2 separate regions of the Homo sapiens genome follow, and region 1 is linked to region 2. The links are chromatin loops, found by intact Hi-C in ENCODE. Cell type or tissue: K562. All regions are shown on one strand. Each heading gives the region's core, and the rest is flanking DNA. Links, peaks and the distances in the headings are about the cores only.

Region 1 (16,012 bases), core at 4,787-7,286, 54 kb after region 2:
TTATAAGTAAATGGCTATAGTTGCCCAACTGGCCACTGCCCTGCCATTAGGATCCCTGCATGGGATGGACCCACAGCAGGTCACTGGTACCATGATAGAACACACACAAAAACTTATGAATGCTGTCTGTGGACGGGTTAGAGTCAGTCCTTCACACTGGCTAACTGGGCCTAAGTTTTAAAAAGAGCTAAGCCGCCACTTGTTAACTAGGGGTCACAAGCACTGTGAGTTTCCTGAAAACCAACACCTTTTTAACTTTGGGGGCTCACCTGAGCTAGTCAATCAGAGCTCAGCTGTATCAACCAATCAGAACTGAGTTTCAAGTTTCAGATCTTCATTTGCATAAAAGCACTTGACTAGGAACCCAGATGGGAACTTTTGCTATAAAACCTAAGCTTTCCCTTGTTCTCTGGAACAAATAATGTTTAGGTTGCAAACTCCTTATGCCTTTTCCCCAGAACTATGTAGAAATAACGCCTTCTAAAATGTGATCTTGATACCAGGGAACTCCTTTTTTTTTTTTTTTTTTTTTTTTTTTTTGAGTCGGAGTCTTGCTCTGTTGCCCAGGCTGGAGTGCAGTGGCGTGATCTCAGCTCACTGCAAGCTCCGCCTCCCAAGTGGCTGAGAGACAGGTGCGCACCACCACGCCCAGCTAATTTTTTGTCATTTAGTAGAGATGGGGTTTCACCCTGTTGGCCAAGATGGTCTCAATCGACCTGACCTTGTGATCTACGTGCCTCGGCCTCCCAAAGTGCTGGGATTACAGGCGTGAGCCACCGCACCTGGCTGATACCAGGGAACTCCCAGAGCAAAGCACTAAATACTTTCATTCCTCTAAGGTCTATGACTCTAATCAGCAGAAAGTAGTTAGAGCAGTTATCATTCCTTTTCCTTCAAGACTTAGGAATGAACATAATAGGAGGGATTTGTAACCACAACAGATTATGTGGTACAACTTCTATATAACAAAGCTGAGTTTTCAGTTGCCATGGACCCAACACTCAAGGTCACATAATCTGAGCATGCCCAGATGAACCAAATGTGTAACCATGGGTGGAACCTATATGCTTGGACTGAGGTGTGGAGATTAAAGTAAAAAGTAGATGCTGGGCACGGTGACTCATGCCTGTAATCCCAGCACTTTGGGAGGCTGAGGTGGGTGGATTGCCTGAGCTCAAGAGTTCAAGACCACCCAGAGCAACATGGTAAAACCCTGTCTCTGTGAAAGATACAAAATATTAACCAGGTGTGGTGGCGCACACCTGTAGTCCCAGCTACTTGGGAGGCTGAGGCAGAATTGCTTGAGCTCCAGAGGTGAAGGTTGCAGTGAGCGAGATCATGCCACTGCATTCCAGCTTGGGCTACAGAGTGAGGCTCTGTCTCAAAAAAAAAAAAAAAAAAAAGATACCACATGGTGGAATCTAGGATCTAATCAGGTTGGGCCCCGGTATCATCCCATGGCAGGATCCAATCGAGTCACATTAACCTGGCATGAGATCATTGCAAGATGCAGTGAGTTCATGTCTTATTACCCCACGCTTATAAAACTTGCCAAAGCCCCCAGCTCAGGGAGACATATTTGAGCATTTCTTCCTTTCTCCTTGCCAGTCAAACTTGTAGTAAAGCTTTTCTTTCTTCAAAAGCTGGTGCCATGCTATTGGCTTGTGTGTACATCTGGAAGTGAGCCAATTCACTACTTGCTAACATAACAAAGAATCAGCAACTGTGAAGATGAAACAATTAAAATTATCCAGTCTGGGCCAGGCGCGGTGGCTCACACCTGTAATCCCAGCACTTTGGGAGGTCCAGGTGGGTGGATCACCTGAGGTCGGGAGTTCGAGACCAGCCTGACCAACATGGAGAAACCCTGTCTCTACTAAAAATACAGAATTAGCTGGGTGTGGTGGTGCATGCCTGTAATCCCAGTTACTTGGGAGGCTGAGGTAGAAGAATAGCTTGAACCAAGGAGGTGGAGGTAGCAGTGAACCGAGATTACGCCATTGCACACCAGCCTGGGCAACGAGAGTGAAACTCCATCTCAAAAAAAAAAAAAAAAAAAAAGAAAGAAAAAAATTACCAGTCTGTGGAAAAGAAAGAGGAAAGAAATTGAGAGAATGTGTTACTAGTATACCTGCCTTGCCAGTCATGTTAAAGTTCTTCAGAGCGAAGGAAACTGATACAGGTTAGGAAAGCAGATGTTTCAGAAATAAAACTTGTTAGAAAATAATTAAATGAGGGCACAAATATGATTATCTTTTCTTCTCCTTCATAGATAAATGTTTGTTCAAATGAATATCAACAATGTATTGGGTGGTTATAGCTTCTAACAGGTCAAATGCGTGACAGTGATATTATATGGGATTGGAAAGAGGAATTCAGAACACTCTTAACATATTGGCACTACCCCAGACACCAGTATAGTGTTATTTGAAAATGAAAGTCCATTAGTTGCAAATGTATACTGCAAACTATGGAATTCACTAATAAAATTTAAGAAACAAGTAGACTTACTACACTAATAGAAGCAAGCAAATGGAATCATATAGAACGCTCAATTAAAAGGCAGAAAAATAGAGCAAGTAGAAAAAAAGCACAAGTACAACAAACAATATATATGAACATATTAATCTATGTCAATTACCACTTTGAATGTGTATTTTTTTTTTTTTTTGAGATGGAGTCTCGCTCCATCGCCCAGGCTGGAGTGCAGTGGTGCCATCTCGGCTCACTGCAAGCTCCGCCTCCCGGGTTCACGCCATTCTCCTGCCTCAGCCTCCCGAGTAGCTGGGACTACAGGTGCCCACCAACACGCCTGGCTAATTTTTTATATTTTTAGTAGAGACGGGGTTTCACCATGCTAGCCAGGATGGTCTCAATCTCCTGACCTCGTGATTCATCTCAGGAAGACAAGATGGGTGGATCACTTGAGCCCAGGAGTTCTCAAGACCAGCTGAGCAACATGGAGAGACCCTGTCTCTACAAAAAATAAATACAAAAATTAGCCAGGCATGGTAGCACACGCCTGTAGTCCCAGATGAGGTGGGAGGATTGCTTGAGTTCGGGAGGCACAGGTTGCTGTGATCACACCACTGCACCCCAGCCTGGGTGCCAGAGACCCTGTCTCGAAAAATAAATAAATAAATAAATAAACCAAAAAACCTGATTTATCTGAATTTAATATAGCCGTTCCATACTTTTGAGTAGGGCTAGAATGGCATATATTTCACCATACCTTTCTATTTAAGGTATCTGTGTCTTTCTGTTGAAAATGGTTATCTTTTACACATTGCTGGGCCTTGTTTTTAATTCTACTCTGCCAGTGCCTGTCTTTTTTACTGGTGTATATAGATAATACACATTCAGGCCGGGCGCGGCGGCTCATGCCTGTAATCCCAGCACTTTGGGAGGCCGAGGTGGGTGGATCAACTGAGATCAAGAGTTTGAGACCAGCCTAACCAACATGGTGAAACCCTGTCTCTACTAAAAATACAAAAATTAGCCGGGTGTGGTGGCATGCACCTGTAGTCCCAGCTACTCAGGAGGCTGAAACAGGAGACCATGGAATATTCACCAAGGCAGACCACATAGCATAAAACATACCTTAACAAATTTAAAAAAATCAAATTCCATAAAATACGAAATCAAACCGTATTAGCATTAAACTAGAGATCAATAGCAGAAGCATAGTTTAAAAGCCTCCAGAAAGTAAAGATTTAAACCACAAACTTCTAAACTATGCAACAGACAGAATTCTCCAGAGATACTTAAATATTCCAAAAATTGAAAAAAACTTTTAGCAAAATTTGTAGAATACAGCAAAGGCAGTGCTTAGAGAGCTATTTAAATAATTAAATGCAAACTCTTGAAAGTAAAGATCTAAAAAACAATGCTGTAAATTCCACCCCAGGAAACTAGAGAAAGAAGAGCACGATAAATGTAAATTAAGGAGAGGAAAACAACGAGAGAAGATATTAATGAAATTGCAAACAGGAAATCAATGGAAAACATCAACAAATCCAAATCCTGGTTTTCTGAAATGAATAAAATTGATAAACACCCATGCTAACTCACAAAAGGGTGGGCATCTCTAAGATTTCCATGAACATTAAAAGAACCATAAAGGAATATTAACTCCATGCCCATAGATCTGATAAATTACAAGATGAGGCCGGGCGCGGGGTGGCTCACGCCTGTAATCTCAGCACCTTGGGAGGCCGAGGCGGGCGGATCACGAGGTCAGGAGATCAAGACCATCCTGGCTAACACAGTGAAACCCTGTCTCTACTAAAAAAAATACAAAAAATTATCCGGGCGTGGTGGCTGGCACCTGTAGTCCCAGCTACTCGGGAGGCTGAGGCAGGAGAATGGCGTGAACCTGGGAGGCGCAGCTTGCAGTGAGCCAAGATGGCGCCACTGCACTCCAGCCTGGGCGACAGAGCGAGACTCCGTCTCAAAAAAAAAAAAAAAGTAAATCTGAGATGAGTTACAGATGTCTTCAAGGTGACAAATCCATGGAGGTGCAGTGCTGACTGAAAACAGACAAGTCTGACTCAAGTATCAGGTCAGGTTCTCCTATCATCTGAGACATACCCCTTCCCATGCTGCTCACTGAAGTGCTGAGTGACCGCCCTCCCAGGAGACACTGCACTGTGTGCTTTTGAGGTTCTTGTACCACATCATTGGGGGGTGGGTTTTCCTTTCCTTAGGGTTAGTTTTTACCCTTCACTATGTGGCAGGCCAGAGTCTCACTAACACAGGCTTCCATAACAACTGTTTCAGCACTGAGTGGTTAAATATTAAAAGTCGAGAGAGCCGATGCCTCTAAACAAAGGCTGGAATGTAACAAAAGCCCAACAAGAGTTTTGCCCAGGCCTTTCCTGGGCCTTGAAGCATGACAAGATAACGAAGGAATTCCTTTTTTTTTTTTTTTTTTTTTTTTTTGGAGACGGAGTCTTGCTCTGGGACTATAAGTGCATGCCACCATGCCCAGCTAATTTTCGTATTTTTAGTAGAGATGGGGTTTCACCATATTGGCAAGGCTGGCCTTGAATTCCTGACCTCAGGTGATCCACCCAAAGTGCTGGTATTACAGGCGTGAGCCACCGCGCCTGGCCCAGAAAACAGCGTTTTGATTGAATACTATGACTTAAGAAATGTACACAAACACTCGATTCTAATGGGTATTTTTCCCTAGAAGGGTATGGATTAGCAATTCTGAAACTATTTTACATGTTAGAATATATGTTGTTATGTTATCTACAATATATGTTGTAGATAATTAGTGCCTGTTTCTCACTGGAGTTGAAAAAAGTAAAAGAAATAAAGGGACACTGCTAGAATGAACCCAGTGGTGCTAGAAATACAGCACCAGGGAAAAAGAATGTTTAATGTTGCTGTGAACTGAGGAGATGAAATCAGAGTCACAAAATGCAGGGAAAGAGCTTAAAAACCAAGGGATTTTAAGCCCTCGGAGGAGTTAGTTGAGGGAAGAGAGTGGTGGATTAGAAACCCTGATTCCCAAACCTTTGGAAGATGCAGAGGGATACCACTTGCCATTTAGGAATGTGAACTCAAAAGTATCTGAGACATGTTTCAATTTAGAAAGTTTATTGGCTGGGCGTGGTGGCTTACGCCTGTAATCCCAGCACTTTGGGAGGCAGAGGCAGGTGGATCACCTGAGGCCCAGAGTTCGAGACCAGCCTGACCAACAGGGAGAAACCCCGTCTCTACTAAAAATACAAAATTAGCCAGGCGTGGTGGTGCATGCCTGTAATCCCAGCTACTCGGGAGGCTGAGGCAGGAGAATCACTTGAACCCGGGAGGCAGAGGTTGTACCGAGCCAAGATGGCACCACTGCACTCTAGCCTGGGCAAGAAGAGTGAAACTCCATCTCAGAAAAAAAAGTTTATTTTGCCAAGGTTAAGGACACATCCATGATACAGCCTCAGGAGGTCCTGACCACATGTGTCCAAGGTGGTTGGGGTACAGCTTGCTTTTATATTAATACATTTTGGGGAGACATAATACATCAGTCAATACATGTAAGAGGTACATTGGTTCTACTTGGAAAGGAGGGACAACACAAAGTGGGCGGGGGAGGGGTCTGGTTCCCAGGTCACAGGTGGATTTTCCCATAAATGGTTGTGGAGACCAAAGTTTCATAATGCAGATGAAGCCTCCAGGTGGCAGGCTTCAGAGAGAATAGATTGTAAATGCTTCTTATCAGACTTAAGTTCTGTGTTGATGTTAATACTGATAGGCTTTTCCTGGGTTCCAAAAGGGAGGCAAATATAATGGGGCACGTCCAGCTGATACAGTTTGACTGTGTCCCCATCTAAATTGCATCTGGTATTGTAATCCTTTCGATTTAGGCTATTGCGCCACAGAGCCTGCTTGCAGGAATTGTAATCCTATTTGTAATCCCCATATGTTGAGGGAGGGACCTGCTGGGAGGTGATTGGATCATGGGGGTGGTTTCCCCCATGCTGTTCTCCTGATACAGTGTTCTCACGAGATCTGGTTACTGGATAAGTGTCTGGGCTCCTCCCTTCTCTCTCTCCCTCTCCTCCCTTCTCTCTCTCCCTCCTGCCACCCCGTAAGACGTGCCTTGCTTCCCCTTCTGCCATGATTGTAAGTTTCCTAAGGCCATGTGGAACAGTGAGTCAATTAAAAACTTTTTTTAAAAATAAATTACCCAGTCTCAGGTAGTATCTTTCCAGCAGTGTGAGAACAGACGAATACACAGACCACCCTTCCATGATGGCCTGAACAAGTTTTTCAGGTTAATTTTGTAGTGCCTTCGCCGGGAGGAGGGATCTGTTCAAAATGACTGGGGGGCTTAGAATTTTATATTTGGTTTAAAAAAGGAATAAAGGAATAAAGAAGGAACTGGGGACCCCGGACCGTAGCTCCTTCCACGCATGAACCCCGCACACGAGTCGGGATTCCCCCCATGACCCTCCCGTGGCCCCCGCACAATCTGGAGAGACGCGGGGCTGCGGGCGCGGAGCTGCCCAGAGAGGACTCCTGCCCGGGCCCGCAGTCGCCGCGAAGGGACGGGACAGGACGCCCGGGGTCCCGGCTGCCAGCCCAGCCCCACCCTGCGGCCGAGGGGACCGAGGGCCGAGCTCCGCCAGCGGTACTCCGGTCCACAGAGCCCGGAGTCGCTGGCTGGGAGGCCGGGGACCCGCCACGGCCAGTTCCAACCAGCCCCTCCTCCCGTCTCGGGATCCCTGGCCCCTCACGCTCACCATTTTCCGAATTCCTCCGTGTCCCGGGGGCCTCTCTGCGGCTCCCACGACCAGTGCAGGTCCCTGTGTGACAGAGGCTGCCGCAGACTCTCCAGAGTGCCTCTCAGCGACAGAGACAGGAGCCCAGCGAAGTGGCGTGTAGAAGACGCCGCGGGCTTTTTCAATCTCGCACCCTCTTAGCTGAAGTGCGCCTGATTGACAGTTCCCACGACCCCGCCCCACGGCCCTGATTGGATAGTGCGACAGATCCCGCCCCCTGACGACTGAGTTACAGAAGCGATCTCACGCTGGGGAGTGGAGACTGATGAACGAGTTCTTGACACAGCCCTTGGCAGGGCGGGCTTCTTCCCTGCGCTGTGACCTGACCCCTCCCAGGGGACATCTGCATTTAAGCAGGATCCCCCATCTGTACTCAGTGTGACCTTCCTGCTTTTTCCTCCTAGACTGGGGATCACAAGTGTGTGCAGGGAAACCCAGACACATTGTCCAGTGGAGCCATTCCCTGGCCTCGGAGTAGGAGGAGAGCCGAGGCCATACGGGCCACACTGCAACAAGAATAAGGGCTTAGGCTGGGCGTGATAGCTCATAGCCGTAATCCTAACACTTTGGGAGGCCGAGGCCGGTGCATTGCTTGAGCCCAGGAGTTCGAGACCATCCTGGACAACATAGTGAGAGCCTGTCTCTACAAAAAAATACAAAAATTAGCCTGGAATGGTGGCCTGTACCTGTAGTCCTAGCTACTCGGAAGGCTGAGGTGGGAGGATCACTTGAGCCTGGGAGGTCAAGGCTGCAGTGAGTCAAGATCGTGCCACTGCACTCCAGCCTGGGCGACAGAGTGAGACACCATCTCAAAAAAAAAAAAAAAAAAAAAAAAAAAATAAGGGCCCGATGTGTTCCAGGGATCAGGAATTTTGGATAAGTCTGTTGGCTGCATGGCCAAGCCTTTCTCCCACCTTATCTCTCAATCTACTGATTTTCAGCCAAGGAAGTAATAACATGCCAACAACGGAATAAAATCATTAAATGTATGGAAAAAGTGGAATCACATAGTAGCAATATTTTATAAGGAAATCGAAAGACAAGAAAAGCAAACACTCGAACTAGTTGAGATAAGTAGCCTGCTGCACCCACAGTTCACAAACCTGCAGTCAGAAGGTGATACACGTTCCCAAGCTTGTGAGTCAAACTCTGATGAGGCAGGGGCACTTAAAGATTTAACTCTGGGAACTCAACGTGGCCTCCTACTCCTTCTCCAGAGTGTGGAAATGCTCCTTCCTTCAAGACCTTCATTTTCTTTCTTTCTTTTTCTTTTTTTTTTTTTTTTTGAGACGGAGTCTCTCTCTGTCGCCCAGGCTGGAGTGTAGTGGCGTGATCTTGGCTCGCAACCTTCGCCTCCCGGGTTCAAGCGATCCTCCTACCTTAGCCACCCAAGGAGCTGGGACTACAGGCATGTGCTACCACGCCCAGCTAATTTTTTTTTTTGAGACACAGTCTCGCTCTGTTGCCCAGGCTGGAATGCAGTGGCACGATCTCGGCTCACTGCAACCTCCGCCTCCCAGGCTCAAGCAATTCTCCTGCCTCAGCCTCCCGAGTAGCTGGGACTACAGGCGCACGCCGCCATGTCCGGCTAATTTTTTGTATTTTAGTAGAGACGGGATTTCACCGTGTTGCCCAGGCTGGTCGCGAACTCCTGAGCTCAGGCAATTTGCCCACCTTGGCCTCCGAAAGTGATGAGATTACAGGTGTGAGCCACTGCACTCGGCCCACTAATTTTTATATTTTTAGAGAGACGAGGTTTTACCATGTTGGCCAGGCTGGTCTTGAATTCCTGACATCGGGTGATCCACCCACCTCAGCCTCTCAAAATGTTGGGATTACAGGTGTGAACCACCGTGCCGGCCAAGACCTTCCTTTTTGCCAGCAGGAAACTCTCATCTAAAAATCAGTTTAATGCATTGACCTATATAAACTGTCAAATTCATAACTCCTTTTCCAGAAGGCAATCTAATGAGTCTTTAAGTCTGACCTTCACAGATTTTCCTCCTATATACAAATGACAGCCTGCCTCCTGTGACTCTGTGCATGCCCAAGGCAAAGCACTTGAATGTACTGAGATCTTCAATATTTACAAAAGAAGATGGTCAGATTAAAATATTCTGTCTATGCCCTCAATGAGCAGGTAGTATAACAGGTTAGAGAGGACAAAATCAAATAAAATGGACATGGAACTTACCCATGATATCACAGTCTATCCTGGAGGATTTTTGTGGTTGTTTTGTTTTGTTTTGGAGACAGGGTCTCTGTGTCACCAAGGCTGGAGGGCAGTGAGTGGTGTGATCCCAGCTCACTGCAGCCTCAAGCTCCTGGGTTCAAGCCATCCTCCCACCTCAGCCTCCCAAGGAGCTGGAACTGCAGGCGTGCACCACCAGCTTGGCTAATTTAAAAAAATTTTTTGAGGTAGACACGGCGTGGCGGGGGGATGGGGGAGTCTCACCATGTTGCCCAGGCTGGTCTTGAACCCCTGGGCTCAAGCAACCCTCCCCCCTCAGCCTTCCACAGTGCTGGGAATACAGGTGTGAGCCACCGTGCCTGGCGATGGTTTCTAAAAAGCACTTTGCTTCAAAGGATTTAGAGAGCCACAGGTGGGTTCATCTGGGGCCAGTTAGACTGCTTGAAAAGGAAAGCTATTTATGCAATCTGCAGCTGCCTAGGAAATGGCCCCAAAGTTCCCAGAGTTACAGTCTCAAAAAGGACGCAACCCCCTAGCTGCATCTACATGTGGGTTTCCCGCTTTCCAGGGCACTGCAGCTTCTCAGAATCCACAGTCCTTAGCTGTTCTGAGCAGCTGGAGGCCATCCGCAAGGGTAGGCAGGATGCCCAGCTCCATTCTCCTCCCTTTGTAGGCTTAAGACTGGTGTCAGCTTAAAGTCACTGTCCTCAGGCTCTGCTGCCCACTCCAGGTTTTTAGGGCTCCGAAAACAATGATCCTCAAAACAGGTCTCAGAAGCAGAAGTTTTTCTCTGACCTTCTCTTGCCCTCCTGTCTCTCAGTCCCATTCTCCACCAAGGGTAGCCATAGAAGCTAGAATCCCTCTTCCCCAAGGCAGGTCATAGAATCCAGAACCCCTATTCCCCAAGGGCAGCCATAAAATGCAAACAGATAACTTTCCCTGTGCCTTCCTTTGGAAAAACTGGTCACAAAGAATTTATCTGACCTACCTTATTTGACTGTAGGTCATAAGACTGTCATTTAAGAGAGGATTCTGGCCAGGTGCGGTGGCTCACACCTGTAATCCCAGCACTTTGGGAGGCCAAGACAGGTGGATCACGAGGTCAGGAGATCAAGACCATCTGGCCAACATGGTGAAACCCCGTCTCTACTAAAATACAAAAAATTAGCTGGGCATGGTGGCACGCGCCTGTAGTCCCAGCTACTCGGGAGGCTGAGGCAGGGGAATGGCTTGAACCCAGGAAGCGGAGGTTGCAGTGGGCCGAGATCGCGCCACTGCACTCCAGCCTGGAGACAGAGTAAGACTCCGTCTCAAAAAAAAAAAAAAAAGATTCTGTCTCATACCTAGAAGGAAGGAATGCTACTCAGAGAGACCAAGAAAAATCTAGACAGACAGGCCTTCTGGGTTTCCTCACTCAGTCTGTTAGCATTCAATCATACCTTTTTTGTTCAATCAGGTTTCTTCATAGCTGTTCACACATTGTTAAACCCAAGCACAAAAATGTACAACTTACCCTGTATCTCTGAGTCTTCATTCTGAAGGCTCCTGTGTATATACATTAAATAAAATGTGTATGCCTTTTCTCCAATTAATCAGTCTTTTGTGAGTTGATTTTTCAGTGCAACATGAGAGGGTAAAGGAGAACTTTCCCCATGGCCCCTACAAGGTTATTCACCTGCCTTTCACTGATAAGTTAAATGAGACAAAGACCCTCAATCCCACTGTTTGAATAAGAAGCCAGCAGACTCCTGGGTTTTCTCCTATGTTTATATATAAAGTAGAGGAAGAAAATTCTAAGATATTTTATATGGGTTAAAAAAAAAAAAAAGCCTGGAGTCCGGGTGCGGTGGCTCACGCCTGTAATTCCAGTACTTTGGGAGGCTGAGGCGGGCGGATCACAAGGTCAGGAGATCAAGACCATCCTGGCTAACACGGTGAAACCCCGTCTCTACTAAAAATACAAAAAATTAGCCGGGCGTGGTGGCGGGCGCCTGTAGTCCCAGCTACTTGGGAGACTGAGGCAGGAGAATGGCGTGAACCTGGGAGGCGCAGCTTGCTGAGATCGCGCCACTGCACTCCAGCCTGGGCGACAGAGTGAGACTCTGTCTCAAACAAAACAAAACAAAAAAACCCTGAAAATGGTTGGCTATGGTGGTTCAAGCCTGTCATCCCAGCACTTTGGGAGGCAGATCACTTGAGGCTAGGAGTTCAAGACTAGCCTGGCCAACATAGTGAAACCTTATTTCTACTAAAAATACAAAATTAGCCGGGCATGGTGGCCCATGTCTGTAGTCCCAGCTACTCGGGAGGCTGAGGCATGAGGATTGCTTGAACCCAAGAGGCGGAGGTTGCAGTGAGCCAAGATTGTGCCACTACACTCCAGCCTGGGTGACAGAGCCAGACTCTGTCTCGAAAAAAAGAAAAAAAATTAAAAACCACCTGGATATAATTATTCCTTTGAGAAAACAAACTGTTATTTTCCTCCTAACAGTTGTATAAAACAACTAATCAGGCTGGGCACGGTGGCTCACGCCTGTAATCCCAGCACTTTGGGAGGCCAAGGTGGGCAGATCACTTGAGGTCAGGAGTTCAAGACCAGTCTGGTCAACATGGTGAAACCCCATCTGTACTAAAAATACAAAAATTAGCAGGGTGTGGTCGTGCATGCCTGTAATCCCAGCTGCTTGGGAGGCTAAGGCACGAGAATCACTTGAACCTGGGGAGGTGGAGGTTGTAGTGAGCCGAGATTGAGCCACTGCACCCCAGCCTGGGTGAAAGAGCGAGGCTCTGTCACAAAACAAAAAAAACAAAAACACACACACGCACACGCACACACTAATCAAAAGTGAACTCTCCCCTTTTTCCTCTGTTTCAGCAGCTCCCCAACCTTCACAGTTCATGGTTGTCATCACGTGCTCTGTACCTGGTAATGGACATGTTCAGTTTACCCATCTGAAACTCTCAACCCCACTCCATCACCACTGACCCATCCAATCATTTCTGCAGCTAAATTCTAAGCATTGTATAAATACCTCTTCCCTTTCAGCAGTCCAGCTGGCCCAGGTTGAATCCACCTGTGGCTCTCTCATTTCCCTCAATTTCAATTATTCATTTGAAACTATCTTCCAGGATCGACTGTGATATCTTGTATGATGACCACATTCCCTTTATTTGCTTCTGTTCTTCCTAACCCATGTCGCCACCTGTTCATTGAGGGCACAGACAGAATATTCTAAGCTGACTATCACCTGCTGTAAATTCTGGAGTCTCAGCACAACCTGGAGAAATCCACAGCCCAGAGAGGATGTTAATGCCATCCTTACCACAAGAGGGAGCTTCTTATTTTCACTTCTGGAAAATGGCTAAAAACAGAATTTTGGAGTTTTACATAGCACAATATAGATGATAGAAGTAAAGGTAACACCATTCAATTTTGTTTCATTTTCTTTCTTTTTTTTTTTCTTTGAGACAGGGTCTCACTCTATTGCCCAGGCAGGAGTGCATTGTCACGATCACAGCTCACTGCAGCCTCAACCTCCTGGGCTCCAGTGATGCTCCTGCCTCAACCTCCAGTTAGCTGGGACCACGGGTGTGTACCACCATGCCTGGCTTATTTTTTAAAAAGTTATTTGTAGAGGTAGGGGTCTCACTATGTTGCCCAGGTGGTCTTGAACTCTGGGCTCAAGTGGTCCTCTTGCCTCGGCCTCCCAAAGTGTTAGGATTACAGGTGTGAGCCACTGTGGCCAACCTGGTTTCATTTTTATGATTTAACTTTTCCTAGGTTAAAAAAGCAAATAAGTCCATGCACAGTGGCTCACCTCTGTAATCCTAGCACTTCGGGAGGTCGAGGCTGGAGGATCACTTGAGCCAAGGAGTTTGAGACCAGCCTGGAGCCTGGGCAACCTAGTGACACCCTGTCTCCACCAAAGAAAGAAAGAAAGAGAAAGAGAGAGAGGGAGAGCAAAAAAGTCTGTGAATCTTAACTGAATTTCTCTGAATATGAGAAGTGCAAGGAAATATCTCTACAAACGGAAAGATGTAGGAGTAACTGAGGTGGTACAAAGGATTCTCTCTGAGATGGTGACATTTACTGTGAGACCTGAAATAATATATTAGGGCAGTAAAACGTTAGGGCAGAGGATTCAGGGAAGATGGCAGAGTAGCAAGCATAAAAAAGCTTTCTCAGGCCGGGCGCAGTGGCTCACGCTTGTAATCCCAGCACTTTGGGAGACTGAGGCGGGCAGATCATGAGGTCAGGAGTTTGAGACCAGCCTGACCAGCATGGTGAAACTCCGTCTCTACTAAAAATACAAAATTTAGCTGGGCATGGTGGCCTGCACCTGTAATCCCAGCTACTTGGGAGGCTGAGGCAGGAGAATCGCTTGAACCCGGGTGTCAGAGGTTGCAGTGAGCAGAGATTGCACCACTGCACTCCAGCCGACAGAGCGAGACTCCATCTAAAAACAAAAGCAAAAACAAAAACAAAAACAAAACCAAGCTGTCTCAGCCGGGTGTGGTGGCTCACAGCTATAATCCCAGCACTTTGGGAGGCTGAGGTGGGCAGATCACCCGGGGTCGGGAATTCGAGACCAGCCTGACCAATGTGGAGAAACCTCATCTCTACTAAAAATACAAAATTAGCCGGGTGCGGTGGTGCATGCCTGTAATCCCAGCTACTTGGGAGGCTGAGGCAGGAGAATCGCTTGAACCCGGGAGGCAGAGGTTGCGGTGAGCCGAGATCGCACCATTGCACTCCAGCCTGGGCAACAAGAGCGAAACTCTGTCTTAAAAAAAAAAAAAAAGCTGTCTCCCCACCTAGACAACCACTGGACTGACAGAATCATCTGATGTAGCAATGTTATAACTGTGGAGGCTATTGAAGCTTTGCAACTTCCATAAAAAGGATTAGACAGTAAACTATGGCTAATTGTGGTCATTTTATCACTTAGCACAATACAAGCTATCATCCCCACCCTTACCCCTGTTGCAGGCAGCTGCACATGGAGTGTTTTCCTCTAATTTGGCCTCGGGATCTCTCTCAGAAGCGTGGCTATAAACTTTAGTGCTGGCCAGGCGGGGTAGCTCATGCCTGTAATCCCAGCACTTTGGGAGGCCGAGGCGGGCGGATCACAAGGTCAGGAGATCAAGACCATCCTGGCTAACCTGGTGAAACCCAGTCTCTACTAAAAAAAATACAAAAAATTAGCCAGGCATGGTGGCGGGCGCCTGTAGTCCCAGCTACTCAGGAAGCTGAGGCAGGAGAATGGCGTGAACCCGGGAGGCAGAGCTTGCAGTGAGCCGAGATTGCACCACTGCACACCAGCCTGGGCCACTGAGTGAGACTCTGTCTCAAAAAAAGCAAAAACAAAAACAAACAAAAAGAACTTTAGTGCTGCATTGACGGGGCTCCAGGACACTTGGTTGTGGATATTTACAGTGTGACTTTCATGGGGTCTAATATTTAAGTGTTAACCCATAACCAAATGTCCTTCACAGGAAACTTGATTATACTGGCAGATGCCCTTATGGTTCTACCTCTGCCAAGTTAATCTCTACCAAGATAGCCAGATACCCACTCTCTACAGAGCCCTGACCTGGTAATAAGCTAGACATAGGTGTGGCAGTCAGGTGAGACGTGTGAGACAGCATCAGGCAGGCCAATATATGCACTGTGGGAGTTTCAGAAGGAGAAGAGACAGAGAAAGGTCAGGGGAGACTATTTGGAGAAATAATAGCTGCAAATATTCCAAATTAGATAAAAGCCATGAATGAATGCTGTCATCCAAGAAGCTCAATGAACTCCAGGTAGGATGAATGCAAAGAGAAGGACATGAAGACATATTATACTCAAATTGTCAAAGCCAAACATAAAGGGAGAACCTTGAAGGCAGCAAGAAAGAAGTGAATCATCACATATAAATGATCTTTCATAAGATCATCAGCAGATTTCTCATCAGAAGCGCTGAAGGCCAGAGGTAGTGGGCTGATGTATTCAAGGTACTTAAAAAAAAATGGCCACGGTGGCACATCCCTGCAGTCCCAGCTATTCCGGAGTCTGAAGTGGGAGGATCAGTTAAGGCCCAAGAGTTCAAGGCCAGCCTAGGTAACATGGCAAGACTCCATCTCAGAAACAAAGACAGCCAAGAATCCAATATCTGGCAACATTGTCTTTCAAAAGTGAGGAGGAAATTAAGGCATGCTCACATGAACAAAAACTGAGGTAGTTTTGTTCTTTTTGTTTTTGCCATTAGATGTACCCTGTGAGAAACGCAAAAGCCTTCTACAGGTTGAAATAGAACACTGGACAATATCTGGAAGGCGTAAGCCCAAATAAAGATCTCAGTAGAAACAAATGCATGGACAATTATAAATGCTAATATTATTGTACAATAATTGTGAACTCCAGTTTTTGTCTTTACATAATTGAAGATACAAATCCATTAAAAATTATTAGTCTAAAAGCTAGCATTTTAGACTTGGCTTTTGAACTCTATATTTTGTTTTTTTACACAGTTTAAGAGACTAATAAAAA
Region 2 (16,012 bases), core at 7,405-9,904:
GAAAAAATCCCATCTCTACAAAAAATACAAAAGATTAGCCAGGTGTGGTGGTATGCACCTGTAGTCCCAGCTACTTGGGAGGCTGAGGTGGGAGAATCACTTGAGCCCAGGAGGTCAGGGATGCAGTGAGTCAAGATGGCACCACTGCACTCCAGCCTGAGAGACAGAGCAAACCCCTGTCTCAGAAAAAAAAACAAAAAAAAATTTCTGTACAGCAAAAGAAACAGTCACAGTCAACAAAGTGAAGAGACAACCCACAAAATGGGAGAAAACATTTGCAAACAATCCATCTGACAAGGGATTAATAAACAATATAGAGGGAGCTCAAATACCTCAATAGGAAAAAAAGTCTAATAATTCAAATTAAAAATGGGCAAAATATCTGAATAGACATTTCTCAAAAAAAGACATAAAAATGAAAATCAGACATATGAAAAGGTGCTCCACATCATCAGAGAAGTGAAAAGACAACAGCAATACCACATCATCTCACCGCAATTAAAATGGCTTTTATCCCAAAGAGAGGTAATAACAAATGATGGCAAGGATGTGAAAAAAAGAGACCCTTGTACACTGTTGGTGGAAATGTAAAATACTAAGCCACTGTGGAGAACAGTTTGGAGGCTCCTCAAAAATCTGGAATTAGAACTACCCTATGATCCAGCAATCACATTGCTAGGTGTATTCCAAAAAGAAAGGAAATCAGCATATCGAAGAGCTTTCTGCACTCTGATGTTTATTGCAGCACTATTCACAATAGCCAAGATTCAGAAGCAGCCTAAATGTTCATCAAAAGATGAATCGATAAAGAAAATGTGATACATATTGGCTGGGTACGGTGGCTTACACCTGTAATCCCAGCACTTTGGGAGGCCGAGGCAGGCGGATCACGAGGTCAGGAGATCGAGACCATCCTGGCTAACATGGTGAAACCCCGTCTCTACTGAACATACAAAAAAAATTAGCCGGGCGTGGTGGAGGGCACCTGCAGTCCCAGCTACTCAGGAGGCTGAGGCAGGAGAATGGCGTGAACCCAGGAGCCGGAGCTTGCAGTAAGCCGAGATCGCACCACTGCACTCCAGCCTGGGTGACAGAGTGAGACTCCATCTCAAAATAGAAAAGAAAAGAAATGAAAAGAAAATGTGGTACATATACATAGTGGAGTACTATTCAGCCATGAAAAAGACTGAGATCCTGTCATGTGCGACATCATGGATGGAACTGGAAGTCATTATGTTAAGTGAAATAAACCAGGCACGGAAAGGCAAACTTCACATGCTCTCACTAATTTCTGGGAGCTAAAAATAAAACAATTGAACTCATGGAGATAAAGAGCAGAAGAATGGTTACCAGAGGCTAGGAAGGGTAGTGGAGGAGGCAGGAAAATAGGGGTGGTTAATGGGTAGAAAATTATACTTAGAATGAATAAAATCTAGTATTTGATAGCACACAGGGTGACTACAGTCAACAATAATTTATTTTACATTTAAAAATAAAAGAGTATAATTGGATTGTTTGTAACACAAGGAAACAATAAATGCTTGAGGTGATGAATACCTGATTTATCCTGATGTGATTTGATATGGCTTGGCTGTGTCCCCACCCAAATCTCAACTTGAATTCTGTCTTCCAGAATTCCCAGGTGTTATGGGAGGGACCCAGGGGGAGGTAATTGAATCATGGGGGCTGGTCTTTCCCATGCTATTCTCACAATAGTGACTAAGTCTCACAAGATCTGATGGATTTATCTGGGGTTTCCGCTTTTGTTTCCTCCTCATTTTCTCTTGCCACCACCATGTAAGAAGTGCCTTTTGCCTCCCACCATGATTCTGAGGCCTCCCCAGCCATGTGGAACTGTAAGCCCAATTACACTTCTTTTTCTTTCCAGTTTTGGGTATGTCTTTATTAGTAGCTTGCAAATGGACTAATACAGTAAATTGGTACCAGCAGTGGGTTGTTGCTGAAAAGATATCCAAAAATGTGGAAGTGACTTTGGAACTGGGTAACAGGCAGAGGTTGGAACAGTTTGGAAAGCTCAGAAGACAGAAGATGTGGGAAAGTTTGGAACCTCCTACAGATGTGTTGAATGGCTTTGACAAAAATACTGATAGTGATATGAACAAGAAGATCCAGGCTGAGGTGGTCTCAGATGGAGATGAGGAACTTGTTGGGAACTGGAGCAAAGGTGACTCTTATTATGTTTTAGCAGAGACTGGTGGCATTTTGCCCCTGCCCTAGAGATTTGTGGAACTTTGAACTTGAGAGAGATGATTTAGGGTATCTGGAGGAAGAAATTTCTAAGCAGAAAAGCATTCAAGAGGTGACTAGGTGACCTGGGTGCTGTTAAAAGCGTTCGTTTTAAAAGGGAAACAGAACATAAAACTCTGGAAAGTTTGCAGCCTGATGATGCGGTAGAAAAGAAAAACCCATTTTTAAAGGAGAAATTCAAGCTGGCTGCAGAAATTTGCCTAAGTAGCAAGGAGCCAAATGTTAATCCCCAAGACCATGGGGAAAATGTCTCCAGGCCACATCAGACACGTTTACACAGCCCTTCCCATCACAGGCCCGGAGGCCCAGGAGGAAAAAGTGGTTTCACGGGCCAGGCCCAGGGTCCCCGTGCTGTGTGCAATGTAGGGACTTGGTGCCCTGTGTCCCAGCCACTCCAGCCGTGACTGAAAGGGGCGAACGTACAGCTTGGGCTGTGGCTTCAAAGGGTTGAAGCCCCAAGCCTTGGCAGCTTCCGCATGGTGTTGAGCCTGCAGGTACAAAGAAGTCATGAACTGAGGTTTGGGAACCTCCACCTAGATTTCAGAAGATGTATGGAAACACTTGGATGTCCAGGCAAAAGTTTACTGCAGAGGTGGGGTGCTCATGGAGAACCTCTGCTAGGGCAGTGCAGAAGGGAAATGTGGGGTCAGAGCCCCCCCTACAGAGTCTTTACTGGGGGCACTGCCTAGTGGAGCTGTGAGAAGAGGGCTACCATCCTCCAGACCCCAGAATGGTCGATCCACTGACAGCTTGCACTGTGCACCTGGAAAAGCTGCAGACACTCAACACCAGCCCGTGAAAGCAGCTGGGAGGGAGGCTGTACCTGCAAAGCCACAGGGGCAGAGCTGCCCAAGACCATGGGAACCCACCTCTTGCATCAGTGTGACCTGGATGTGAGACCTGGAGTCAAAGGAGATCATTTTGGAGCTTTAAAATTTGAGTGCCCTGCTGGATTTCAGACTTGCATGGGCCCTGTAACTCCTTTGTTTTGGCCAATTTCTCCCCTTTGGAATGGCTGTATTTACCCAATACCTGTACCCCCATTGTATCTAGGAAGCAACTAGCTTGCCTTTGATTTTACAGGCTCATAGGCGGGAGGGACTTGCCTTGTCTCAGATGAGACTTTGGACTGTGGACTTTGGGATTAATGCTGAAATGTGTTAAGACTTTGGGGTACTGTTGGGAAAGCATGATTGATTTTGAAATGTGAGGACATGAGATTTGGAGGGGTCAGGGGTAGAATGATATGGTTTGGCTGTGTCCACACCCAGATCTCAGCTTGAATTATATCTCCCAGAATTCCCACATGTTGTGGGAGGAATCCAGAGGTAGTAATTGAATCATGGGGGATGGTCTTTCCCCTGCTGTTCTCATAGTAGTGAGATGGGTTTATCAGGGATTTCTGCTTTTCCTTTTTCCTCATTTTCTCTTGCCGCTGCCATGTAAGAAGTGTCTTTTGCCTCCCGCCATGATTCTGAGGCCTCCCCAGCCATGTGAAACTGTAAGTCCAATTAAATATCTTTTTCTTTTTTTCTTTTCTTTTCTTTTCTTTCTTTTTTTTTTTTTTTGAGATGCAGTCTTGCTCTGTCACCCAGGCTGGAGTGCAGTGGCATGATGTCAGCTCACTGCAACCTCCGCCTCCCGGGTTCAAGCAATTCTTCTGCCTCAGCCTCCTGAGTAGCTGGGACTATAGGCTTGCACCACCATGCCTGGCTAATTTTTGTATTTTTAGTAGAGACGGGGTTTCACCATCTTGGCCAGGCTGGTCTCGAACTCCTGACCTCATGATCTGCCCACCTCAGCCTCCCAAAGCGTTGGGATTACAGACGTGAGCCACCGTGCCCGACCAACATCTTTTTCTTCCCAGCCTCAGGTATGTCTTTATCAGCAGTGTGAAAACGGACTAATACATGGTTATTACACATTGTATGCCTGTATTAAAATATCTCTTGTACCCAATAAATATATACACCTACTATGTACCCCCCCACACACAAAAGATAGCGTTCTTTGTGTTTTTAAATAGGTTTTGCCTTAAAGTCTAGTCAAGTATGATAATGGCATATCCACTCTTGTTCTCTTTTGGTTACTATTTGCGTGGAATACCTTTTTACCTCTGTATTAGGCTTTTCTTGCTTTGCCATAAAAATACCTGAGGCTGGATAATTGATAAAGAAATGTTTTATCAACTCATGTTTCTGCAAGCTTTATAGGAAGCATGGTGCTGGCATCTGCTCAGGTTCTGGGGAGGCCTCAGAGTTTTTACTTTTGGTGGAGGGTGAAGCCGGAGCAGGCCTCTCACGTGGCAAAATAGGAACGAGAGAGAGAGGTAGAGGGGAGGTGCCACACACTTTCAAACCACCAGACCTTGTGCGAACTCAGAAGAAGAGCTCACCTATCACTAAGGGGATGGCCCAAGCCATTCATTAGAGATCTGTCCCCATGATCCAAACACCTCCCACCAGGCCCTGCTTCCAACCTTGGGGATTGCAATTCAATGTGAGATTTTGCGGGGATGTACATTTAAAGTATATCATCTTCCATTCCATTTCGAGTATTTTTTGTCTTGGGGTATAAAATGAGTGTCTTGGTCATGCATTATGGCTCATGCCTGTAATCCCAGCATTTTTATTTTTTTAAGACGGAGTCTCGGCCGGGCGTGGTGGCTCAAGCCTGTAATCCCAGCACTTTGGGAGGCCGAGGCGGGCGGATCATGAGGTCAGAAGTTCAAGGCCGGCCTGACCAACATAGTGAAACCCTGTCTCTACTAAAAATACAAAAAATTAGCCGGGTGTGGTGGTGTGCACCTGTAATCCCAGCTACTCAGGAGGCTGAGGCAGGAGAATCGTGTGAACCCGGGATGCAGAAGTTGCAGTGAGCCGAGATTGTGACATTGCACTCCAGCCTGGGCGACAGTGGGAGACACTGTCTCAAAAAAAAAAAAAAAAAAAGATGGAGTCTCACTCTCGCCAGGCTGGAGTGCAGTGGCGTGATCTTGGCTCACAGCAACATCCGCCTCCCAGGTTCAAGTGATTCTCCTGCCTCAGCCTCCTGAGTAGCTGGGATTACAGGCTCGCGCCACCACACCCAGCTAATTTTTGTATTTTTAGTAGAGATAGGGTTTCACCATGTTGGTCAAGATGGCCTCGATCTCTTGACCTCGTGATCCACACGCCTCAGCCTCCCAAAGTGCTGGGATTACAGGCGTGAGCCACCGTGCCCGGCCATTCCTAGCATTTCTGGAGACTGAGGTGGGAAGACTGCTGGAGGCCAAGACTTCAAGTTCAGCGTGGGCAACATGGTGAGATCTTGTGTTGAGAAGAAATTTTTTAAAATTTACACAATTAATGACATTTTAATGTCATTCTATCAATCAATATTAGGTAAGTATTAGGTGTGACTGATATTCTGGATATGTATAAAATTAACTCAATATTTGAGATATGAAAGCTGCCAGGGCCAGGCGTGGTGGCTCACACCTGCAATCCCAGCACTTTGGGAGGCTGAGGCAGGCGGATCACCTGAGGTTAGGAGTTTGAGACCAGCCTGGCCAACATGGTGAAATCCCATCTCTACTAAAGATACAAAAAATTAGCCCAGCATGGTAGCATGCACCTGTAATCCCAGCTACTGGGGAGGCTGAGGCAGGAGAATCGCTTGAACCCAGGAGGTGGAGGTTGCAGTGAGCTGATATCGTGCCACTGCACTCCAGCCTGGGCAACAGAGTGAGACTCTGTCTCAAAAAAAAGAAAAGAAAACTGCCTTTTATTTTTAATTTTTTGTATTTTTATTTTTGAGACAGAATCTCACTCTGTCACCCAGGCTGGAATGCAGTGGCTCAATCACTCATCACTGCAACCCCAACTGATTCTGGGCTCAAGTGATTCTCCTGCCTCAACCACCCTAGTAGCTGGGACTATAGGCACATGCCACTACGCCTGGCTATTATTTAACTTAATTTTTTTTGGGGGGGGATGGAGTCTTGCTCTGTCACCTAGGCTGGAGTGCAGAGGCGTGAACTTGGCTCACTGCAACCTCTGCCTCCTGGGTTCAAGCAATTCTCCTGCCTCAGCCTCCCAAGTAGCTGGAATAACAGGTGGCCACCACCATGCCTGGCTAATTTTTGTTTTGTATTTTTAGTAGAGATGGAGTTTCACCATGTTGGCCAGACTGGTCTCAAACTCCTGACTTCAGGTATCCACCCACCTCAACCGCCCAAAGTGCTGGGATTACAGGCATGTGTCACCGCACCTGGCCCCGCCAATGTTTTTAACTTAAATTTTCATACTCATGCACGTAACTCCACATTCTCCTCTATTCACAGGCCCTGATAATCTCTATTCTACTTTATCCCTTTATGAATTTGACTATTCTAGGCACCTCATATAAGTGAAAGTATACAATATTTATTCTGGTGTCTCTGGCTTATTTCACTTAGCATAATGTTTTCAAGTTGCATGCATGTGTTAACGTGTCAGTAATTCATTGCTTTTTTGTGCCTGAAAATATTCTATTGTAGGGATAAATCACCCTTTGCTCATCCATTTGTTTGTTGATAAACATGTGGGTTTTTTCCACAGTAATATTCTGAATAAGGCTGCTATGAAATTGGTGTACATGTGTCTCTGTGTGTTGTGCTTTTGATTTTTTAGGATATATACCTAGGAGTTGAATAGTCACAGGGGAATTCTAAATTCACCTTTTTAAGGAACAGCCATACTGTTTTACACAGTGGCTGCAATGTTTTACATTCTCTACATCAGTGCACAAGGATTCCCGTTTCTCCATGTCCTCATCCACACTTATTATAATTTTTTTTTTTTTTTTTGAGACGGAGTCTCACTCTGTCGCCCAGGCTGGAGTGCAGTGGCACAATCACAGCTCACTGCAGCCTTGACTTCCCTGGCTCAAGTGATCCTCCCACTTGAGGATCACTGGGACCATAGGTGCTAAGATGGGACTACCGGTCTGACCCCTGCTTTCCATCGTGGCCTGAACTAGATTTCTAGATTTTCAGGTTTACTTTGGGATGCCCTTAGCCGAGAGGGGAATCCTTCAGTTTGGGAGAGAGGGGTGGGCTTTGAATTTTATTTTTGGTTTACACATAGAATAGCTGGAGTCGGAGTGTGATTTGATATATGTAGAAAATCTGTTAAGGTCAAGACCCATTGGATTACCTTATGGAGAAAAGGTTTATGAATTTGACAATTTATGTCAGTCAGTACCTTAAACTGACTCCAGGTGAGTTTCCTGCTGGTGAAAATGAAGGTCTGGGGCTGGGCGCGGTGTCCTTGTCTCTACAAAAATACCAACATTAGCCAGGCATGATGGCGGGTGTCTGTAATCCCAGCTACTCTGGAGGCTGAGGCGGGAGAATCCCTTGAACTCGGAAGGCGGAGGTTGCAGTGAGCGGAGATCGCGCTATCGCACCCCAGCCTGGGCGACAGAGCGAGACTCTGTCTCAAAAAAAAAAAAAAAAAAAAAAAAAGAGAGAATATGATGAAGGTCTGGAAGGAGAGAGTGTTGCCACACTATGCAGACAGGACAGGAAGGCATGTTGAGAGCCTAGAGTTAAATCCTTCAGTGTTCAGGCCTCATCACCAGGTTCTGATCGGTTCTGGGGCTCTGTTTCAGCAGTCAGAACCTGGCTCCCAAGAATCTGTTTAACCTCCTGAATAGGGGGTTTCCTGCTGAACAGTGGCTGAAAAACTGCTTCTCTGAGCTAGTTCATGTTTTTGCTTTTCTTCTCTTTTGATTCCTTCATAGAATATTGCTGCCATATAATTCCAGTTTTTCCACACATTTAACAATTTTATTCCATTGTTGCTGTGTTTTTATTTTCTTGGTGAAAACGAGTAGACTCCAGGGCGCGGTAGCTCACGCCTGTAATCCCAGCACTTTGGGAGGCCGAGGGGGGCGGATCACGAGTCAGGAGATTGAGACCATCCTGGCCAACATGGTGAAACCCCGCCTCTACTAAAAATACAAAAATTAGCTGGGGGTGGTGGCGCGTGCCTGTAATCCCAGCTACTCAGGAGGCTGAGGCACGAGAATCGCTTGAACCCAGAAGGCGGAGGTTGCAGGGAGCCGAGATCGCGCCACTGCACTTCAGCCTGGCGACAGAGCGAGACTCCGTCAAAAAATAAAATAAAAAATAAAAAAATAAGACTGAGAGATCAGGTGGGAGAAAGGCTTGGTCATGCAGCCAGCAGCTTCATCCCAAATTCCTGATCCCTGGAGGACATCAGACCCCCTCTCCTACTGCAGTGTGGCCTGTGTGGCCTCGGCTCCCCTTCTGCTCCGAGGCCAGGGGATGTCTCCACTGGACAGTGAGTCTGGGATTCCCTGCACACAGTTGTGACCCCCCAGTCCCGGAGGAAGAAGCAGGAAGGGCTCGCAGACTATTGGCAGGAATTCTTCTTAAATGCAGATATTCCCCGGGAGGGGTCAGGTCACTGCCCAGGGAGGAACCCCCCCTCCCCCGCCCGCCCCATGCCAAGAGCTGTGTCTGCAACCTGTTCATCTGGCTCCACTCAGCACTGGGAGATCACTTCTTCTGTCGCTCAGTGCCTAGGGGGCGGGACCTGGAGTACTATCCAATCAGAGCCGCTGGGCGGGGCCGTGAGAACTGTCAATCAGGCGTCCAGGAGGCTGGAGGATGCGAGGTTGAAAAAGCCCGCGGCGTCTTCTCTGTCACCCGCGCTCGGCTCCCTGCTCGGTCGGGCTGGAACCTGTACTGGCAGCCGGAGGTGTAGGTAGGAACCGGAATACCTCGGAAGCCGGGAAATGGTGAGTGTCCGAGGCCGGGGTTCCCGAGACAGGGTACAGCTGGTTGTAACCGACCGGAACCGGCTGTGGCGGGACCCAGACCTCCTCGCTGTTGTCTCTGGGGTCTGAGGACCCGAGTGCCCTGGCCCAGCTCGGTCCTCGGTCCTCTCGGCCTCAGGGTGGGGCTGGGCCTGCAGCCAGGACTCCGGGCGTCCTGTCCGGTCCCCGCGCGGCAACTGCGGCCCAGGTTCCGGAGTCCTCTCTGGGCAGCTCCGCGTCCGCAGCCCCGCGTCTCCCTAGATTGTGCGGGGACACGGGAGGGTCATGGGGGGAATCCTCCTCGGGTGTGGGGTTCATGTGGAAGGAGCAGCGGTCTGTGGGGTCCCCAGTTCCTCCTTTGTCTCCAAGGGGCTCGAGTTTTTACTGAGATATCCAGATATATGCGAAGCAGGGTCTCAAATCCGCAACTGTGATCCCTGGCCTAGCTTCTCCTAGGGCTGCCAGCAAATCCCTGGATTTCCAGATCCCGCTCCGCGTTTTAGAGCTGGCCTCCTCTTCAGTTCACCACAACAATGTCAACTCTTCGTCCCCCAGGCTTTGTTTCAAACATAGCCATATATATGTGTGTGTGTGTGTATATATATATATGTGTATATATATATATATGTGTATATATGTATATATGTGTGTGTATATATATATATATATATATATATATATTTTTTTTTTTTTTTTTTTTTTTTTTTTTTTTTTGTGACAGAGTCTCGCTGTGTCGCCCAGGCTGGAGTGCAGTGGCGCAATCTCGGCTCACTGAAACCTCCGCTTCCTGGGTTCAAGCGATTCTCCTGTCTCAGACTCCCGAGTAGCTGGGATTACAGGCGCCCGCCACCACGCGCGGCTAATTCATGTATTTTTAGTAGAGACGGGTTTTCACCGTGTTGGCCAGGCTGGTCTCAAACTCCTGACCTCAGGTGATCCACCCTCCTCAGCCACCCAAAGTGCTGGGATTACAGGCATGAGCCACTGCAACCGTCCTCACACGTTTTTCATGTATATATGAATTATATATATATTAAATATATATATATAATTTTTTTTTTTTTGGTGGAGACGGAGCCTCACTCTGTTGCCCAGGCTGGAGTGCAGTGGCACGATCTTGGCTCACTGCAACCTCTACCTCGCGGGTCTCCTGCCTCAGCCTCCCGAGTAGCCGGGACTGCAGGCGCGTGCCACCATGCCCGGCTAATTTTTGTATTTTAGTAGAAACGGGGTTTCACCATGTTGGCCAGGCTGGTCTTGAACTCCTGACCTCAGGTGATCCGCCCGTCTAGGCCTCCCAAAGTGCTGGGATTATAGGTGTGAGCCATGGCGCCTGGCCACACGCAATATTTTAATAGGCTTTTTTTTTTTTAAGAGGGCAAAATATGGCTCTTTTTGTAAAGATTTGTTGTGTGTTTGTGAACATTTCACACTTGAGGAAGCGGAGAAAAAGCACCTGACACTTGCTGTAAACAATCTTTATGCCTCTCCTCCTTTTATCTGCCCGAGGCACGGACACCTTCTGAGAATGTCTTTGGGTTGAGGTTTATCTTTGGAAACTTTACAGGGCGATGTGTCCTCAACTCACCCTCCATCTTATCCTGGTCCTGGGTTTCAGAACTGCCTGGGGCTGACTGAAGATGCCCACAGCTACCATGTTTCTTGGAGGGTGGGTCACTCCTCCCAGAGGACAACCTGAGGCGTGGAGTTGGGGCTTCCCAGGAGAGGAGCTAGGTGCCCTGGGGTGGGAGAAGTCCCCTGGTATTCCCCTCCTTAAAAAGCTAATCCTGGGCCAGGAACAGTCTCTCACACCTGTAATCCCACCATTTTGGGAAGCCTGTAATCCCACCACTTTGGGAAGCCGAGGCGGGTGGACCCCTTGAGTCCAGGAGTTCGAGACCAGCCTAGGCAACATGGCGAAACCCCGTCTCTACTAAAAATACAAAAAAACTAGCCGGGTATGGTGGTGCGTGCCTCTAGTCCCAGCTCCTGGGGAGGCTGAGGTGGGAGGATCACCTGAGCCAGGGAGGTCAAAGCTGCAGTCAGCTGCGATCGCACCACTGCACTCCAGCCTGGGCAACTGGAGTGAGACCCAGTCTCAAAAAAAAGCTCTAATCCCCTGGGACACTCAGCTTTTCTTCCCCAAATCCAGATTCCATTCCTTGGGGACACTTGGCTCATCAGCCAGTTGGATGGTGGTATTGAAGGGACAGGACAGAAATGATTCCTGTTTTCTGGATGCTCTCAGCATAGTTAAGGGAGAAAACTATTCCTAAGGACAGGAAAACCCACCCCACTGAGATGGTGCAAGAACCTGAAAAGCAAAATGCACTTTAGGAACACAGGGGACGCACAATGTGTCGTCTCCTGGGAGGGTGGTCACTGAGCACTTCAGTGAGCAGGATGGGGATGGGGGATGCCCCTGGTGACAGGAGGATACGATGTGACACTTGAGTTAGACTTGTCTGTGTTCTAGGTCCTTACTGTCTCTCTCTGGGCTTGTCACCTTGCAAAGATTGGTTCACCTATTTCAGCTGCAGATTAAATCTCTACTTTTGGAAGCTTTTCAACTATCTTTTGGTTATCAATTTCTAGTTTAATATGATTTGATTGCATACTTTATAGCATTTCTGTTCAATTTGTTAAGGCATATTTTATGCTTCCAGTGTAGTTTACTGTGGTGAATATTTCATGTGAACTTGAGAGGAATGTGTATTCTGCTGGTGTTGAATGAAGGATTCTATAAATACATATTAATTAAATGCAGTTGATTAATTGATACAGTTTGGCTGTGTCCCCACCCAAATCTCATGTTGAATTGTAGTTCCCATAATCCTCACCTGTTGTGGAAGGGACCTGGTGGAGATAATTGAATCATGGGGGTGTTTTTCCCCATCCTGTTCTGGTGATAGTGAGTTAGTTCTCAAGAGATCTGATGGTTTTATAAGGGGCTTCCTTCTTCGCTGGGCACTCGTTCTTCTCCTTCCTGCCACCATGTGAAGAAGGACGTGTTTGCTTTCCCTTCCGCCATGATTGTAAGTTTCCTGAAGCATGTCTTTATTAGCTGAATGAGAACGGACTAATACATTATTGATGCTGTTGAGTTTAGCTATATCATTAGTGATTTTTTTGTTGTATTGACCTATTAATTATGGATAGAGGTGAACTGTTGGCTTCCAACTATAATTTTGGATTTGTATATTTTGTCTTATAGTTTTATGTTTTTGTCTTGTATCTTGATGTTATATTTTATGGGCATACATATAAGTAATAAAGATTATTATACCTTATGTCTTTTTTTTTTGAGACAGGGTCCCCATCTGTCTCCCAGGCTGGAGTGCAGTGGCACAATCACAGCTCACTGCAGCTTTGACCTCCCAGTGCCCAGGCTCAAGTGATCCTTCAGCCTCAGCCTCCTGAGTAGCTGGTACTACAGGCATGTACCACGATGCCTAGCTAATTTTTGTTTTTTTTTGTTTTTTTTTTGTAGAGACAAGGCTTCGCCATGTTGCCCAGGCTGGCCTCGAGCTCCTGGACTCAAGCATTCTGCTCACCTTGGCCTCCCAAAGTGCTGGGATTACAGGTGTGAGTCATTGCGCCTGGTCCTATTATGTCTTCTTGCAGGATTGACCTCTTCACTGTTACAAAATCTCTTTTACAAGGCAATGATGGTCCGGCGTGGTGGCTCACACCTGAAATCCCAGCACTTTGGGAGGCCAAGGCAGGTGGATCACCTGAGGTCAGGAGTTCGAGACCAGCCTGGCCAACACGGCGAAACCCTGTCTCTACTAAAAATACAGAAAATAGCCGGGTGTGGTGGCAGTCACCTGTAATCCCAGCTACTCGGGAGGCTCAGGCAGGAGAATCACTTGAACCTGGGAGGTGGAGGTTGCAGTGAGCCGAGATTGCACCATTGCACTCCAGCCTGGGCAACAGAATGAGACTCTGTCTCAAAAAAAAAAAAAAAAAGCAAGCCCAAGGCAATTATGAGGAAAATTCCTTGCCATTTTCCTTGATCTAAAATGTGGTTTGTCTGAGTTTTATAAAACTATTGCACATTTCTTTTGATTAGTGTTAGAATGGCTTATCTTTCTTCATACCTTTTTATTTAATCTATTCACTTCTTTTTGTTTGAAATGATTTTCTTGTACACATTACTGAGGCTTGTTTAATCTACTATGTCAATCTGTGTCTCTTTTTTGTGTATATAAGTAACAGACATTTAAAGTGGTAATTGATATAATTGTATTAATATGTATATATGTAATTGTTCTCTGTTTGTTGTACTTGTTTTCTTCTTTCTTTCTTTCTTTTTTTTTTTTAGACGGAGTTTCATTCTTGTTGCCCAGGCTGGAGTGCAATGGCGCGATCTCAGCTCACCACAACCTCTGCCTCCCACATTCAAGCGATTCTCCTGCCTCAGCCTCCCGAGTAGCTGGGATTACAGGCATGTGCCACCATGCCCAGCTAATTTTGTATTTTTTAGTAGAGACGGGGTTTCTCCATGTTGGTCAGGCTGGTCACAAACTCCCGACCTTAGGTGATCTGTCCACCTCGACCTTCCAAAGTGCTGGGATTACAGGCATGAGACACTGCTCCCGGCCTCGTTTTCTATTTTTAAAACTTTCTCTTTTTCTACCTTCTGTAGTTTTTGCTTGTTTGTTTGTTTTTTTGAGATGGAGTCTCGCTCTGTTGCCCAGCCTGGAGTGTAGTGGCGTGATCTCATCTCACTGCAACCTTCACCTCCTCCTGGGTTCAAATGATTCTCGTGCCTCAGTCTCCCGAGTAGCTGGTATTACAGGCGTGCGCCACCATGCCCGGCTAATTTTAATAATTTTAGTAGAGACAGGGTTTCGCCATGTTGGCCACGCTGGTCTTGAACTCTTGACCTCAAGTGATCCATCTGCCTCGGCCTCCCAAAGTGCTGGCATTACAGGGGTGAGCCACTGTGCCTGGTAGTAACTTTTTCAAAGTATGTTTACAGAGATGTATTCCCTGTCCTCTCTAGTCAATGAAGGCTCTGTTCCTTTAACTTGTGTTCATCTAGTGTTTTGAGAGAGGTTTCCTGAATGCTAGGAGCTAAAATAAAACAGACCTGGCCGGGTGCTGTGGCTCATGCCTGTAATCCCGGCACTTTGGGAGGCCAAGGCGGGTGGATCACCTGAGGTCAGGAGTTCGAGGCCAGCCTGGCCAACATGGCGAAACCCTGTCTCTACTAAAAATACAAAAATTAGCCAGGCGTGGTGGTGGGCCCCTGTAATCCCAGCTACTGGGGAGGCTGAGGCTGGAGAATCACTTGAACCTGGGAGGCAGAGGTTGCAGTGAGCTGAGATCTTACCACTGCACTCCAGCCTGGGCAGCAAGAGCAGAACTCTGTCTCAAAAAACAAACAAACAAACAAACAATCAAACAAAAAGAGGCCCAAACCTGACTTCTTCCAGGCTTTGTGGATGGCTTTGTCGTGCAGCATTCCTTGAACACTCGGCCTGAGTTTTGTTTGTTTTTTTTTTTTTTTTGAGACGGAGTCTCGCTCTGTCACCCAAGCTGGAGTGCAGTGGCGTGGTCCTGGCTCACTGCCAGCTCTGCCTCCCGGGTTCACACCATTCTCCTGCATCAGCCTCCTGAGTAGCTGGGCCTACAGGTGCCCGCCACCACACCCGGCTAAGTTTTGTAGTTTTAGTAGAGACAGGGTTTCACCGTGTTAGCCAGGATGGTCTGGATCTCCTGACCTCTTGATCTGCCCGCCTCAGCCTCCCAAAGTGCTGGGATTACAGGCGTGAGCCACCGCGCCCGGCCGACTGTTTAAAACTCTGCGTTAGCCTCCAATTTCTGCTGAACTGAGCCTAGAGATCAGCCAGTGCCGAAACTTAGGGCCTCCTCAGGTTTTTTCTAGAAATGTGTTATTTCCTGGGCAGACGTGAGGCTTTCTCAATTCCCCAGGATACCAAAGTGCTTTTGATTAGCCTAATTTCTGAAGCTAATTTTCTCTCCAGATTGTTTTCCTGGGTCTTAGATGGTCTATTCTGTCTCAGTCATAGACTGTTGTTCCAGATGGTTGCAGGCTTTTTGTTGACAATATTTTTATGTAGTCCCTGCCAATTTTTGACCCCAGTTAGGCTTTAGTGTAGTTGAAACAGAGAAGAGAGCCTTATTTCAGACTTTTCGTAGGCCCAGGAGAAATTGGAGTATATGAAGATAATATTTGCAAATAAATATAATATTTGCAAATAAGATGGTAGAATAGGTCACCGCACCTGGCCTGTTCTACATTTTCACTTACCTTTTTCTCTTTGTTCATCTTTCTGTCAACAGTGTGGTGTGTTGAATATTATAGTTTCAAAATCCTTCATGTGTGTTAGGTAAGCTGTCACTTTCTGGTTTAGAAGATTTTTAGCATTTTTAGACATTTGTTACCTCCATTAGTTTTGTTTAAGTAGCTTTTATTGACTACTAACAGGTCTGTTTTAATGATTTAAGGAATTTCATAAATATTCATGAGAGATGACACCTTGGTGACATGCAGTTCTTTTTTTTTTTTTTTTTTTTTTGAGATGGAGTCTTACTCTTGTCGCCCAGGTTGGAGTGCAATGGCGCAGTCCCAGCTCACTGCAACCTCCACTTCCCGGGTTCAAACGATTCTCCTGCCTCAGCCTCCCGAGTAGCTGGGATTATAGGCACCTGCCACCACGCCCGGCTAATTTTTGTATTTTTAGTAGAGATGGGTTTTCACCATGTTGGCCAGGCTGGTCTCGAACTCCTGGCTTTGTGATCTGCCCACCTCGGCCTCCTGAAGTGCTGGGATTGCAGGTGTGAGCCCCTGCGCCTGGCTGACAAGCGGTTCTTTAGAAGAACGTGTACAATCTTTATCCATCTTTCATTCTCCTTTGATGTTACCTAGTATTTAAAAATTTTCCTTTAGGATGATGAAATACATTTC

The links. Peaks named below come from ENCODE experiments on the same cell type or tissue, not always from the same donor. Only the 100,000 strongest peaks of a DNase experiment are listed, where the experiment ranks them.
Region 1: a loop joins it to region 2, with 6 times the contacts of the local background. A loop is called at or near these places in 2 of 110 quality-filtered maps.

What each region holds. Positions count from the first base shown.
Region 1 is chr19:11,687,549-11,703,560 of GRCh38, forward strand. No RefSeq gene overlaps it. Among named protein-coding and RNA genes, the nearest start is that of ZNF823, 43 kb to the right of the region's middle. RefSeq lists a cis regulatory region at 6,457-6,601 and silencers at 7,362-7,421, 7,532-7,581. In K562, for the core only: a CTCF peak has its summit at 6,219 (motif pointing right); no DNase peak of the experiment used is centred there; H3K4me3 peaks cover 951 bases.
Region 2 is chr19:11,630,840-11,646,851 of GRCh38, forward strand. No RefSeq gene overlaps it. Among named protein-coding and RNA genes, the nearest start is that of ZNF627, 41 kb to the left of the region's middle. RefSeq lists a silencer at 8,833-8,922. In K562, for the core only: no CTCF peak of the experiment used is centred there; DNase peaks (open chromatin) are centred at 8,872, 9,242 and 9,562; H3K4me3 peaks cover 1,265 bases.